Regions from separate parts of the Homo sapiens genome. Here region 1 is linked to region 2. Evidence: chromatin contacts called from ENCODE Hi-C data. All regions are on one chromosome and are shown on one strand. Each heading gives the region's core, a stretch centred on a gene start or an enhancer-like site at or near the end of the contact. The rest is flanking DNA. Distances are from core to core; before and after follow the strand shown. Region 1 holds the start of FIGNL1 (fidgetin like 1). Region 2 overlaps SUN3 (Sad1 and UNC84 domain containing 3).

Region 1 (5,040 bases), core at 2,379-4,878, 2.5 Mb before region 2:
TGATGCCAGAGGTAGCCTCTTCACATCCCTTTATGATTCATTCAGTATGGCCAATGAAAATCTTTTACTAAAATTGTGCACTTGCTTCACCCTGGGCTCACACATCTTACTCCTCTGCTGGAGGGCTAGAACACCATCCCCTCAATCCTGGTACTTTTTTCTTCCTTACCACTGAGTCAGGGAGCTGAGAGGTTTGGAAGTCAGTGGGAATCCACACAGAGAAAGAACTGGATTTAGATTGGGCTGTTTTCCCTCTGAGCTTTGTCCTGTTGGCTTCCCTATCTCCTCAACACCACCTGCCTCCCGCACCCACCGACACACACATCTCCAGAATGTAACTCTCCTGGCTGACAGGGAAGCACATTATTTAGGGCCGTATTATCCCCTCTGCTCAAAAACAAATGAGCTCACCGAAGTGTACACTTGCATTTATCTGAGACCATGTTTATAAAATTCATGAATATGGAAATGGGCAGCCATCTCCCAGAATCCCTCACACCAAGAGAACTGGCACTGTCTGCTGTAGGTGAAAACCTCTTCCCTTGAAGGCTCAACAACTTCTACCCAGAAGAAGAAAAGAACAGCATATTCTTTCTCATACACACACACAAACACACACACACACACACACGCACACAGTATATACCACCAGTCTGTGGTCTTGGAAGCAAAGTTTAATAATTGAATAGCTCAAGCACTAAACTCTTACATATTATTAAGATACTATCCTAATATGTCTCATTTGTCAAAGATGGAAAAGTTTTGATATGACATAAGGGTTTCAATCCCAATAGGAATATTAATGGTAACAATAAAAATAACATAGCAACACGGTTTCTGTTGAATGCCTGCCACATGCCAGCAACTGCTTTGATAATTAAAGAATTATATCTTATGTTGATTATAATCCTTATAATGGCTTCCTGGGTAAGAAAGGTTTATTACTGTTTTACATTTGAGGAGGAGACTAGGGTTCAGAGAGGGTGCAGAAGTGAGTTACACTTTTGCCAACCAGGCCAGAAGATGAAAGCCGCTGGATTGGGAAATGCTTTTGTATCAAAAGCACAAAATGAAGTGGCTAGTGTTACTTGTTGGAAAAAAATTAACTTTGGCAAGCATAAATATAATTCAGTATTTGAGCAATACTTTTAGGAGGGTAACAGAGTGGTTTATGTGAATTCTCCAAAATGCCATCATGAAAATTTTGATGATGAAAATCACCTAAAATTGCTAATTACCTGTCTTAGCCTGTCTAGGGCTACAAAGTACCATATGCTGAGTGGCTCATAAACAATAGAAATTTATTTCTCACAGTGGAGGCTGGAAGTCAGAGTGCCAGAATGGTCGAGTTCTGGTGAGGGCTCTTCCAGGTTGCTGTCAACTCTTTGCATCCTTAGGTGGTGGCAAGAGGGCTAGAAAGTTCTTTGGAGTCTCTTTTATTGTATTTTATTTTTTGGAGACAGTCTCACTCCGTCCCCCAGGCTGGAGTGCAGTGGCGCGATCTCAGTTCACTGCAACCTCCACCTCCTGGGTTCAAGCAATTCTCAGGCCTCAGCCTCCTAAGTAGCTGGGATTACAGGTGCCCACCACAACACCTGGCTAATTTTTGTATTTTTAGTAGAGACAGGGTTTTGCCATGTTGGCCAGGCTGGTCTCGAACTCCTGACCCCAGGCGATCCACCTGCCTCGGCCTCCCAAAGTGCTGGGATTACAGGCATGAGACACTGCACCCAGCCTCTGGAGTCTCTTTTATAAGGATACTTACTATTCTCATCCATGAAGTCTCCACTCTCATGACCTAATCACCTCACAAAGGCCCCGCCCCTTAAAACCATCACATTGGGCTTAGGATTTCAACATACAAATTTTGGGGGGACATAAACTTTCCATCCCTAACATTACCCAAATAGTATCTATATAGTCATTTCTAAATATACACGTATTTAGAAATTTCTAAATAGCCAGTAAACATACAACTGACTTGGCCTTGATATAACTGTTTTCATTTTCTTTTATTTTCATTCTACATGACATATTTTGGGTAATTATAAAATAATTAAAATTAGTTGATAAAGTATGGAATTAGAATAAAATAATTTTCTATTACTATCTAAGCCATGAAATGAATTAGGAGATGCTGTTTTCAGTGAAACGTCTTCTAGTTTTTAAAGTGCATTGTCCAATTCCTTTTTATTTTGTGAAGATTTTAAAAACTTAAAAAAAGTCTTCAAATTGTTTGTGCCTTGCATTTCTTTAAATCTTATGTTTAAACATCATGTGCTGCTAGTTGCTAGTCATTTTCTCTATCCCCTGCCCCAGACCCTCTCTTTCTCAGGAAAGGATATCCAGGGATCCGGGTCCCAGTTAGTCAAGGAGATATAAGAGGAAGGCTATGAGGCTTTCTGGGAAACATTTTCTTTTTCCAAGAGAGAAGTGTTCAGAGGGAAAAGGTCCTTTCTCAGTTTGGCTCCCTCTTTGTGTTTTAGATCTGGTCATGTGAGGCTGCCTGGCTTGGATTGTGAGGGCATCTCTCGACAATGAAGTGACAAGCCTGGGGAGGAAAATCCACAGGCGAGAAGGTGGCAGAATGGAGAGATGGTCCTTCATGACTTCTTTGAGTCACCAGGTCCAGATTTCCCGCCAACCTCCAGTCTTCTTGTTATGTGATCTGATATCATTATTTACTGCAGAGGCCACTGAGTGGATGCTCTTACTTGTGTCTGAAAATCCAATTCACTAAATTAATCAAAATACGGCACTCTTCTTTTGAAACCTTGCTCCAGAACAAAGTGGAAGGTAATGATGGGGTGCTTTTCAAAGTTCCAGGGAGGTGTCCCTACACAGCAGACAGCTGTCCAAAGGAATGTAGATGTTGGCTGCGGGGAGATCTGAGTTGCCAGACTCAGTCAGAACAGGTGTCCTCTCCCTTATTTTATCTTAAACATGCATGTCATTTTTGCATGCTACTCTATGCGGTTCTTTCAGCCAGGGAACATTGCTGAGCACCCGCTCACGTGCTGTATGGAGCGCAGACTGCAGGGTGCGAGGGGCGGAGGTGATGTGCTAGGCCTGAATTCAAGAGGGGGCGCAGCCACAGGCCCCGCGATGCCGGGGTGGCCTCTTGTAACGACGTTTTAACCGCTGACCTAAGTGGATCCGCTCCTCTCCCGCCGCCCGCTCCCTGCCTGCAGCACAGGATGGCGGCTGGCTTTCCCGAGTGGGCGCAGGTGAGCCACGCTTGCTCTCCCGGGTGGGCGCAGGTGAGCCATTGTTTGCTCTCCCGGGTGGGCGCAGGAGAGCCACGCTTTGCTCTCCCAGGTGAGCCGCCGCTCGCTGTCCCGGTGAGGGGAAGTGAGCCACGCTCTATGGGAATCCTTCGAATCTTCATTCAATTTCCATCGCCTCCTTGTATTTATTTGGGAGTACTTTTAAAAATGAAGCCTATGCACAATGATGTAATAAGCGTTTATAGAACACCACTGGTCGGAGCTAGGGCCTAGGTGGCGGTGCCCGGGCCCAGGTGCCGCGCCCACGCCCCGCGCGCCGAACGCACGCACGCACGCACTCACGCACTCACGCACGCACGTACGGCGCGAGTCCGAGGGCGACAGCAGCGCGCAGGCGCACGTCAGTCCCCGCGCTTTTCGGAGGCTGCCAGCGTCCCACACCAGCCGCAGGTAGGATGCGGTGACGGGAGGCGGGGCAGGGGCGCTGCTGACCCCTGTGGAGCATCAGGGTTGGGGCGTAGGGGAGAGGCGGGCGTGTGCCTCTGGAATGCTGGGGGTCGCGGGGCGGTGACTTCGCGGGAGGCCGTGGGAGGCGGGAGCCAGGCAGTGGCTGTGCCCTTTTGCTTCTGTCTTAGCGGGAGGGTGGCTGACCCGCTAGCCCAGAACCAGACTCATCCAGGATTAGGAAGCTGGGGCCCGGCGTGGACGGCAGGCTCGGGGCCAGGTCTGCGGGCGGCTTCCTTTGGCAGAGCCTGTCCGGGGGCGGGGCCGCTTACCGCAGGCATTTACTGGGCCCAGCGGGGCTCTGGGCGCCCACAGCGGGGGTCAGTCAGTTCCCCTGTGACCCAGGCAAGCTCTTAATCTCTGTGATGAGAAAGAAGGGCTCATACCTTTCAGGGGTCATCGTGAGGAATCAGAAGAAGCAGTATTTTATAGAGTATTTTCTAAGTGCTGAGTCCTCTGTCTAGTGCTTTGCAGAATTAAAATACCTTGTCAGCTCAGTGATGTTGCTGCGCTTCTTTTATAGGTGAAAACCGGCAGAAAGACATTAAGAGATTTTCCTGCAGTCACTGCTGGCAGATGATAGAGCCAGGATTTGAAAGCAGGCAGCCTGGCTCCAGACCCTGTGCTCTTAACTCCCGTTTTGCATCAAGAACAGAATCCTATGAAAGGCTTGCACAGTGCTTGGTACTGAGTAGGCACTCCGTCAGTATTTTAGTAGCTATTATTCCAAAGGACACTGTATTCTAGGTACTAAGACAATGTGAATGGAATGGAAAACAATTCCTCCCTGCAGAAGCCAACTGTCTAGGAAGACAGATAATGACATTATTAAAATAATCAGAACATTGGCAAAATAAAGAAGATTGAAATGCAGTTCATATGACAGTGCTAATTAATCATACTTTTTAGATCTAGGAAAGGCCATAAAGGTTAAATTGACTTGGAAATGGTAAACAAGACAATGGTTGTGTCACTGATCGGTGATGGCCAGTTTTTGGTTATCCTTATTTGCCATTTAAATGATTGAATTGAAAGGAAGAAGTAAGACTTGGAAGATGAATATTGAAGGAAAGGTGAAGATGGAAAAGAGAAGGGGGTTTATTCTGAGAACAGTGACTAGAACTCTGAGGTATGGTAGAAATTTCAGGATAACAGATGATAAAGGGGAATGAAGCCATGGAGAGGAAGAGAATGATAATATTAATTGTGAAAGTTTGTGTCAAGTGTTTTCTGAGTCACCTTTCTTTCAGTTTCTCATTTCTAGTATTGTATAAATGAGTTTAACATCAAAATGGTATAGTGAAAAAAA
Region 2 (5,274 bases), core at 2,187-4,686:
CATCTTCATCACCACCACCAGCACCATCTTTCTTCATCACAACCTCCATGTCCATCACCATCACCGCCACCACCATCACTGCCACCACAGCCACCATCACTGCCACCACCACCACCACCTCACCATCTTTCTTCATCACCACCCCCATGTCCATCATCATCACCACCACCACTATCACTGTCACCACCACCACCACCATCACTGCCACCACCACCACTACCTTCATCACCACCATCACCACTACCACTTCAATTATCACCATCACTATCACCACCACTACCATTACTACCATCACCATTACCTCTACCACCACCTTTTTAGGTGATACCATTGCCATGACCACTATTGCAATCACCATCACCACTACCACTTCAATTATCACCATCACTACAACCACCACTACCATTACTACCATCACCATTACCTCTACCACCACCTTTTTAGGTGATACCATTGCCATGACCACCATTGCAATCACCATCACCACTACCACCACCACCATCACTGTCACCTCCACTGCCACCATTATTACCACCATCATCACCACAATGATCACAATGGTCACCATCATCATCCTCACTACCACCATCACTAGCCTTACCAGCACCACCACTCATGCCCTCTAGCTGCCTTATAACAGCTTACAGTCTAGTTAGAGCAATGAAAGAAAACATGCTCATATGATAAAGGGCTCTGATTGATATAAGCATACAGTGCTCTGGAAGAACAACCACACTAGAGGTGCCTTGGGAGTTTTCCTATTTGATAGGCATAAGAGAGATCTGCAGTCAATAGTGATTAGCTGACCAGTATTGTGGGAATGGATTCACATAACTAGTTAAGAGATTAATTCAGTGTTTTCTTTCCAGCCGGATGTCTACCCTGGAAAGTGCTGGGCTTTTCCAGGTTCCCAGGGTCATACCCTAATCAAGCTTGCTACAAAGATCATACCAACTGCTGTTACCATGGAGCACATCTCAGAGAAGGTGTCTCCGTCAGGAAACATCTCCAGTGCACCCAAGGAATTTTCTGTCTATGTAAGAAGCTATCTAAATTTGTCATTCAGATTGGCCTGATAGAAGGTGGTTGGCTAGGAATTAGGGGCTGTCCTCTGAACTAGGACAGATAACTAGTTGTGTCACTTATTTCCTGGACTTCTGCTTTCTCACCTACAAAGAGAGAGAGTTGGACCAAATGATTTATATTATTATTTTTACTTTTATCAAAGTTATACATGTATAAGTAAAAATCAAATATTTCCATAAAGTTTGTAAAGAAACAGTAATTCCTTGTCCCACTTCTCCACATCTCCAATTCTCATTATCCCAAAGCTTCTACTTGCAACAATTTTAGATGTTTATTTGGGTACTTGCCTCCATGTTGGCTTTTGCCATTATTTCCTGATTTTTCAGTTTTGATTATGACATCCTCTCATTGAAAATGAAGATTAACTCTTTTCCATGGCACTTCCATCTTCCCAAAATATTTATGTCTTAATTTAAAAAACAAAACAGGTTTCTGGAGATGTAATTCCCATAACAATTAATTCACCCATTTAAAGTACACCCTTCAGTGGCTTTTAGTGTATTCACAGAGTTGTGTATCCATCACCATAATCAATTTTAGAACATTTTTCTTACCCTAAAAAGAAACCCCATACCCCTTAGCCGTCACCTCCTATTCCCCTAGTGTACTCCTCCAGCCCCTGGCAACCACTGGTCTACTTTGTCTCAATAAATTTACCTATTCTATACATTTCATATAAATTGAATCATTTATAATGTGTGATCTTTTGTGAATGGCTTCTTTAACTTTGCATACTGTTTTCAAGGTTCATTTATGATGTAGTATGTCTCAATATTTCATTTATTTTTTATTGCTGAATAACATTTCATTGTATGGATATATGACATTTTATTTATCTATTCATCAGTTGATGGACATTTGAATTATTTTCATTTTTTTGGTCATTATGTATAATGCTTCAACAAACATTCATGTACAAGTTTTTGTGTGGACATGAGTTTTTGTTTTCCTTGGGTGTATACCTAAGACTGGAATTCCTAGATAGCATGGTAAATGTAGGTTTAACATTTGAGGCACTGCTAGAAGACTGTATTATCTTTTTGTTCAAGCAATACTCAATGTTTTCACAGTGACTATGTGAACAAAACAGCTCTCAGTTGAGCTATTTAGTGTACTTAAATACTACTTTCTTCCATTTTTTTAAATGTTTCTGAGTGTAATAATTGCTTTACATTTTTTTTTTCTTGAGACAGGGTCTCAGCTCTGTTGCCCAGGTTGGAGAACAATCACAGCTCACTGCAACTTCAAACTCGTGGGATTGTTTTTTAAATTTTTTAGTAGAGATAAGGGTCTTATTATGTTGCCCAGGCTGGTCTCAAACTCCAGGGCTCAGGATCCTCCCGCCTTGGCCTCCCACAGTGCTGGGATTACAGACGTGAGCCACTGGTGCCCAGCCTATTTTTCTTTAATTTGCTTAGTTTTCTGCATTCCTATTACTAAAACTTTCCCAAATTCTTCTTCAGAAGTACAAATATTCCCCCATTATGTTGATTCACATCAGATAACTTATAAATTTCTTCCTTTCTTTATTCCTTCCTTCACTTTCTTTTCATTTATTTTCTTTTTTTTTTCCCAAGATATCCCTCTGGCGCCCTCAGCATTTTGCTCCAGCCTTGTTAGGTAGGCCTGATGCACAACTGTTGTCGTGGGATTTCACTCATGCATCCTGAGGATTCAACTTACTGTCTAATTTATTATTTTTAAAAAGTGTTTCTTCTTTCCCTTTTCTGCTTTTTGTTCCACCTTCTGGAAGATCATATCAATTCACATTTTAACCCCTCTACGGAAATTTTCATTCCTGCTGTCATGATTATACTTTCTGAGACTTCTTGTTTCTATACATATTCCCTTTTTTAGAGCCTATATTTTTTTCTTTTATGAAGGCAGTACCTTCTCTTATGCTTCTGAATATATTAACTGTAGGCTTGTCTCATTTTCTTCTGCTCGCTTCCGGGTCTGGATTTCCTAGCCCCACTTTTCCCCCTTGCGGGTAGCGTCTCTCTGTTTCCTGTACAACACTTTTCTCCCATGTCTGTGATGCTTGTCACATGAATTGCTAGGCGGTGCAAAGCCGGCAGGAAGCTTTGCGCGCACGGTGGGGCTCATCCGTCGTGAGTTTGCAGCGGGAATCATCTGGTCGGGCCATTTCGTCGGGAGTCACAAGTGTGCTATCAGGAGAGCTGACCCTGAGAGGACTCCTGCAGTGCACAGGAGGTGCCAGCCTGGCCCACCACACCATGAGCTGCTGGGGAGAGGAGGGCCGCGGGGTCACCACTTTGTGCAGAGGCCATGCTCTTGTGGGCGGTTCTGGGGCGGCGCCGGCAGTGGTCTTAGAGATGGGAGGAAGAAGAGAGCCCTCTGCTGGGCCAGGCGGGGCTGGAGGGGCGTGGAGGCGTTGTAACTGCTTTTTGAAATGACTGTTAGCTAAGCCGCAGATTTGGGCTCCTTTCCCCCACACTCCCCCTCACGCTTTCACCCACACGCTCCCCACATGGACACCCTCCTCCGGCCTTCCTGGGAACCTGCCGCTTAAGTCCTGCGCTGCTGGGTCCACGTACAGCCCGAGTAGTTTGTGTTCTTTCTCTCCAGGCGCCATTTGGCCATCTTCACTTTTTGGTTTTTCTGTTTGTTTGTTTTGGGGTTTGTTTTGTTTTGTTTTGTTTTGTTTTTTGGTTTTACTGTCTACTCCCACTTTTGCCTTATATAGGTTTATGCCTTCAATTATGATCTTCCCATCTGGAGGAGGGCCCTGGGTTAAACAGCCTGCCTTATATGTCACCCAAATGCCTCTACATTCCATATCTGGAGTTTCAAAACAAAGGGCTGCTGTCCTTTCATAGAAGCCCACACCACCTGCAAGTGGTGTCTCTGAAAAGTTGAGTTTGAGCAGCTAAGTTCCATCTCAGAAAGGTGAACACGTTCATTATTTAGACAAATTATGGGTGAATCCCAAAGGCAGGAATCCTTTAGTAATAAAAACTGCTTCTCATCATTTTCTTCTACATTAAAGAATTTATGAACCAAGTAAAATTAAAACAAGGTGATAAAAGGACTGGGCGCAGTATCTGCTCCTGTGATCCCAGCTCCTTAAAAGGCTAAAGCAGGAGGATCACTGGAGCCCAGGAATTCGAGGCCAGCCTGGGCAGCATGGCCAGACCCCGTTTTTTTGGTTTGTTTTGTTTTGTTGTTTATTTGTTTTTTATTTTAACTTTTATTTTAGGTTCAGAGGTATATGTGCAGGTTTGTTATACAGGCGGTAAGTAGTAATACCCAACAGGTATTTCTCTGCTCCTCTCCCTCCTCCCACCCCCCACCCTCAAGTAGATCTCAGTGTCTGTTGCTCCGCTTTGTGTTCATGTGTTCTCATTATTTAGCTCCCACTTACAAGTGAGAACATAGAGTATTTGTTTTTCTGTTCCTGTGTTAGTTTGCTGTGGATAACGGCCTCCAGCTCCATCCATGTCCCTGCAAAGGACACGATCTTGTTCTTTTTTATGGCTGCATAGTATTCCATCAGATCCTGTTTCTTAAAAAAACCCAACAAGGTGATAAAGGAGGTAGAAATAAAACTAGCACTCCTGTCTTAAGCTAAAGAGAATATATGAGGCTTGAGTCATGTGTACATATGAAGGGGTGGCCTGCCCCTCCCCACCTGTGGGCGTTTCTCGTCAGGTGGAACGAGAGACTTGAGAAAAGAAAGAGACAAAGAGACAAAGTATAGAGAAAGAAGAGTGGGCCCAGGGGACCAGCGCTCAGCATACGGAGGACCCGCGCCGGCACCAGTCTCTGAGTTCCCTTAGTATTTATTGATCATTATGGGGTGTTTCTCGGAGAGGGGGGATGTGGCAGGACAATAGGGTAATAGTGGAGAGAGGGTCAGCAGGAAAACATGTGAACAAATGTCTCTGCATCATAAGGTAAAGAAAAAAGTGCTGTGCTTTTGATGTGCATATACATAAACATCTCAATGCCTTAAAGAGCAATATTGCTGCCAGCATGTCTTACCTCCAGCCCTAAGGCGGTTTTCTCCTATCTCAGGAGATGGGATATTCAATCGGGTTTTACACCGAGACATTCCATTGCCCAGGGACGAGCAGGAGACAGATGCCTTCCTCTGATCTCAGCTGCAAAGAGGCCTTCCTCTTTTACTGATCCTCCTCAGCACAGACCCTTTACGGGTGTCGGGCT

The links. A loop is a pair of places that touch in the nucleus more often than their neighbours do. Pooled maps may share reads with other maps.
Region 1: a map of CD8-positive, alpha-beta T cell shows a loop between it and region 2 (13-fold over the local background). The contact joins the promoter of FIGNL1 here to the enhancer-like site in region 2. A Hi-C loop is called at or near these places in 2 of 168 maps with a recorded cell type or tissue (CD8-positive, alpha-beta T cell and HCT116) and 4 of 50 pooled maps.

Annotation. Positions count from the first base shown.
Region 1 is chr7:50,448,938-50,453,977 of GRCh38, reverse strand. It overlaps FIGNL1 (fidgetin like 1), which reads left to right and starts at 3,628. Exons shown (of 4, transcript NM_001287492.4): 1 at 3,628-3,677; 2 at 4,255-4,860. RefSeq lists silencers at 3,482-3,671, 3,813-4,107.
Region 2 is chr7:47,990,078-47,995,351 of GRCh38, reverse strand. SUN3 (Sad1 and UNC84 domain containing 3) reads left to right here. Exons shown (of 10, transcript NM_001030019.2): 8 at 870-1,037. Among named protein-coding and RNA genes, the nearest start is that of HUS1, 13 kb to the right of the region's middle. RefSeq lists enhancers at 3,178-3,407, 4,593-5,274. Within about 2 kb of position 3,436, at least 25 of the 41 ENCODE cell types and tissues checked have a DNase peak (open chromatin) inside an H3K27ac peak, as active enhancers do; they include CD8-positive, alpha-beta T cell, where a contact is called at or near this core.